Linked DNA regions of Homo sapiens: region 1 is linked to region 2. A link is a loop called in an ENCODE intact Hi-C map of the cell type or tissue named here. Cell type or tissue: heart left ventricle. All regions are shown on one strand.

What was found. Peaks named below come from ENCODE experiments on the same cell type or tissue, not always from the same donor. Only the 100,000 strongest peaks of a DNase experiment are listed, where the experiment ranks them.
Region 1: it touches region 2 in a loop (2.4-fold over the local background); 5 of 110 quality-filtered maps call a loop at or near these places.

Annotation. Positions count from the first base shown.
Region 1 is chr7:157,249,319-157,251,818 of GRCh38, reverse strand. The region is part of intron 19 of UBE3C (ubiquitin protein ligase E3C); the gene reads right to left. Among named protein-coding and RNA genes, the nearest start is that of DNAJB6, 86 kb to the left of the region's middle. In heart left ventricle, a CTCF peak has its summit at 1,015 (motif pointing right); no DNase peak of the experiment used is centred here.
Region 2 is chr7:157,385,984-157,388,483 of GRCh38, reverse strand. The region is part of intron 8 of DNAJB6 (DnaJ heat shock protein family (Hsp40) member B6); the gene reads right to left. Among named protein-coding and RNA genes, the nearest start is that of DNAJB6, 50 kb to the right of the region's middle. In heart left ventricle, CTCF peaks have their summits at 887 and 1,086 (motif pointing right); a DNase peak (open chromatin) is centred at 1,133; H3K4me3 peaks cover 220 bases; H3K27ac peaks cover 1,234 bases.

The DNA.
Region 1 (2,500 bases), 140 kb after region 2:
AATTTAAAATTCTCTCTCAGGCTAAGCCTAAACAACTATGTGTACTTAAAAATCATGTCACATAAGTGCTAAATTTCAGATCTGAGGGACATATTTAAAATTTCCTCTAAATACAAATATATTTAACTGGAGCAGTTCTCAGGACAGCAAGATACCAAGAGCTGTCCTTTCTGCTCCTCCAGAAAGTCTATTTTCACTTGGAATCCATAAAGCCCCACAAGACACCACCATACATGACCTACTTCCATTAGCTCATTTCATCCTCCGGCACTCACACCCGTCTGAGATGAGGAAGGGGTCTTGTGACTTCCTTAAGCCTCACAGAAAAGCGGCCAAACCAGGACCTGAACCAAGGTGTCGTGACTCAAGTCCAATCTTTTCTACCTAACAGATGATTATTTGTGGGTCCTTCTTAAACCCTTAGCATTTTCTGCTAGAAAGAGTTCTATGTAAATTAGTCGTCTAAAATTTCATGGTCACTATTAAACAGATTAACAGCCAAATTGATTACACTGAAAAAAACAAATTTGAGAGCAGCACCATATTTTAAAAGGGATGATTAATTAACATAACCTGCTGACACAATAAAGTATTTGCATATTACAAGTCTTTAAATCATACTTTATAAACTTAAAAACTTGTAAGGAGGACTACCTATTTATTTCTACAGAAATCCTTAAGATCTCCCTCTAAATTAGGTGCTTCACTAGTGAATTTCTTAATTTTTCTCATTAGGCTCTTTAGTATAATTATTCTCATACATTATCTATAATTTTTTAACTCAGTGGGAATCTCTATGAATAACTGGAACATCTTAACTTCACACTTTTGCTTTTAACAGATTCCAGTATTATCGGCAGTGCTTTAATGGAATTCTTGCATATGCGACGTTTCACTATTAACATTTATTTCAGAAGGAAAAATGGGAAATACTCGCATTAGCAAAGGCCTCAGGCAGGTCACCACAACACTCACCGTCCGAAGGCTTTTATGCCATTTAGAAATCAGGCCACTAGGTGGTGCAAGACCTAGCAGCAAGCGACATCACTGGATGTCGAGTACTTCCTAATGACAGTAACAGCCCCCCCGCCAAATTATCTAAATTTTGCATTGGTGAAAATTCAGCTCTATGGTATGGAAAAATATGCAGAAACAAAAGCAACTAAATAAGTTGTAACCAAATAAATATGGCTCTTGGACAGGCATGGTGGCTTGCATCTGTAATCCCAGCACTTTGGGAGGCTGAGGCAGGAGGATCACTTGAGCCCAGGACTTTGAGACCAGCCTGGACAACATAGGGAGACACCCATGTCTATAAAAAACACAAAAATTAGCCAGGAATGGTGGCTCATGCCTGTAATCCCAGCACTTTGGGAGGTTGAGGCAGGAGGATCGCTTGAGCTCAGGAATTTGAGATCAACCTGGGTAACACAGGGCAACACTATCTCTACAAAAAACACAAAAATTAGCCAGGTTTGGTGGTGTACGCCTGTAATCCCAGCTACTCAGGAGGCTGAGGGTGCAGTGAACCGAGATGCCATCACTAGACTCCTCCAGCCTGGGTGACAGAGTGAAACCCCGTCTCAAAACAATACAACAACAACAACAAAGCCCCATATGCTAAAGTAGACAGAACAGTGTATGAGCTCCCAACCCCACACAGCCAGTTCATCAGGCATCACACCTCCCGGCCAGTCTCTGGAACTGATAGCCCCACTTCCTGCCCCTGTTCTCACCACACAGGGTCAGTATCCCTTATCTGAGTGAAATACTTGGGCCAGAAGTGTTTGGATTTGTATTTTTTCCCCCCAAATTTTGGAATATTTGCATTATACTTATCAGTAAGAGTCCTTAATCCAAAAACCTGAAATGGTCCAATCAGCATTTCCTTTGAGCTTCATGTTGGCACTCAGAAAGTTTTGGATTTTGGAACATTTTGGATTTTCAGATTATGGATGCACAGAGTGTATTTGAAGCAAATCCCAGATGTTACTAACTCATTAATAATTATTTTAGTATGCTGTATGTGGATGTTTATAACAGTAATATTCTTATTAGCCCAAACATAGGAACAACCCAAATGTCCATCAACCAGTAAAGACCTTGTGGTATATCCATATAATGGAATATCATTTGGCCAGAAAAGGAATGAAGTCCTGATCCATGCAACTACAAGTGAAGGAAGACCACGTAAAAGGCTCTGTCGTGCCGGCCACGGTGGCTCACGCCTGTAATCCCAGCACTTCAGGAGGCCAAGGCAGGCAGATCACCTGAGGTCGGGAGTTCGAGACCAGCCTGACCAACATGGAGAAACCCCATCTCTACTAAAAATACAAAAATTAGCTGGGCGTGGTGGCGCATTGTAATCCCAGCTACTCGGGAAGCTGGGGCAGGAGAATCACTTGAACCCGGGAGGTGGAGGTTGTGGTGAGCCGAGATTGCGCCACTGCACTCCAGCCTGGGCAACAAGAGTGAAACTCCATCTCAAAAAAAAAAAAGA
Region 2 (2,500 bases):
CGTTAAGGAGCGTTCAGCTTCCTATTTTCAGAGGCGCTCAACACTACAGCAAGTAAAGAGACTGTTGAATTTACCAAAAACTGTAATTTAAATCAAATGCTATTATTCTTCCAAGCCATCACTTACTTGAGTGATGGTATCAATGCTCACAGCCATTTCCTAACTTTTCAAAGGTACTCTCATGCACCCTTAGACTGAATTCTCTAGGAATAAACTTAACGGGGTTTAAAAATGAAAGGTGTAAGATTTGACAGCAACAAATAGGCTTTCTATTCTATTAGTAACTTAATAAAATTACACTTCTATCAATGGAAGAACAGAATAAAAGTAATTTTCTCAGCCAGGCGCAGTGGCTCACGCCTGTAATCCCAGCACTTTGGGAGGCCAAGGTGGATGGATCACTTGAAGTCAAGAGTTCCAGACCAGCCCTGACAACATGGTGAAATCCCATCTCTACTAAAAATACAAAAATTAGCTGAGTGTGGTGGTGGGTGCCTGTAATCCCAGCTACTCAGGAGGCTGAGGCAGGAGAACTGCTTGAACCCGGGAGGCAGAGGTTACAATGAGCCAAGATCACACCACTGCACTCCAGCCTGGATGACAGAGCAAGACTCCGTCTCAAAAAAACAAACAAACAAACAAACAAACAAAACAGTAGTTTTCCCAAGTACAAATGAATGCTCCCTCCTCCTCAAAAAAAAATTTTCACAAGAAAGATTCCTTAGGAGTCAAACATATTTTACCTGTAACACCATGTTGAGTAAACTGTTCACAGCTAGAGTTGCATGAAACACTCCACAAAGTCTAGAACAACCAAATGTGTTCTAAAATTGTGTAGTACCAACGCTATAGCAAAATGCTTCCTAGTTTAAGAATTACAGGTAAAGACTTTTCATTTTCCTGGTATTTCTGGACATCCCTGGATGTCTCAAGGCTGCTGCACTGACTCATCCCACCCACTAATGAAAAATATAAAACGCCTTAGTCCAAGTATCTACTTGAATTTATTTAGTAACAAAAAACCACCCGTCCTGATGGCATAAACAAAAGCGCGCTCTATGATCGCACAATGCTAGTTGTGAGTGGGATTTCCAACACTAGAGGGCGCTGTCCCGCTTTCCCGCACGTGCCATGGCTGCATACCTACCTTATCCAGAGACAGGAAGTGCCGCGTGCTGGGTTATTTCCGACACAACAGACAAGCACATCACTCGTTGTTCTTCTTGTACTTCAACTGTCCCCAATTACTTAACTGTTGCTATGCTTTTTTGAGCTCCTATGAAATTCCTTAAAATATTTTTTACTTATTTTCAGTAACAGCACGTGAGGTTGCTTAAGGGCTCTGGCGTATCCCGAGCAATCTCTATGCCCTCCTGCAAAGCCAGCACGGATGGAACACGCTACGCTGTTTGTCAGGGAACCGCCTGTCCTTCTAGCGGTTTTCACGCTGTTTAGTTCCAAAACAGTTTCAAATTCAGTCAAAGTCTAGTTCAATATTCACTACAGCTAGGATTCTAGTTACCAATGGTAATCATGAAAGATATTACAAACTGAGAAACAAAAGACCTTGACTGTCCCAAAGTGATTTTTTTTTTTTTTTGAGATGAAGGCTTGCTCTGTCTCCCAGGCTGGAGTGCAATGGCACGATCTCAGCTCACTGCAACGTCCACCTCCCGGGTTCAAGCAATTCTTCTGCCTCAGCCTCCAGAGTAGCTGGGATTACAGGCGCCTGCCACCACACCCAGCTAATTTTTCTATTTTTAGTAGAGACAGGGGTTTCACCATCTTGGTCAGGCTGGTCTCAAACTCCTGACCTCAGGTGATCCACCCGCCTCAGCCTCCCAAAGTGCTGGGATTACAGGCGTTGAGCTACCGCGCCCGGATCCGTAAGTGATCTTACATCAAACTAGAACATACTTTAAGAGTGAAAAATTATACAATGGTTTCTTCCCTCTCCTGTAGAAATGTTACCATAATTAAATGTTTGATCAATTGCTAAATCACAACTTACAATATGAAAATCTTCATATACTTCAAATATACTGAAGAAAATGTCTACATGTAACTGAGGTGCGGCATCCACCTGAATGAACAGCACGAAACGCTATTAAAGTGACACTAGAAGCCCAGGCACAAATCATACACAGACACAAAAAAGCTCCAGATCCCACTCAGGAAGAATGCACCAACACATTCGCATTTATTTTCTTTTTTTTTTTTTTTAAAGCAAATGACAAAGACCCAGTTTACCAGCTTTACTTTTTTAAACCTAAGCTTAACATTACATATTTAAACAATTGTCAAAACTTACTAAGTTGCCAGCATTCATGCACAACTAGAAAACATCCTTAATTTATATTAAACCAGAAATGTATTACCATTAATGTATTAATATCTTTCACTACTAAATACTGAAAAAAATTGAAATTATTTCTGTAGAAGAATCGTCCTGGCAATGTTAACTTCACAGCAGGCCGACACTACGTGGCTCACATTTCAG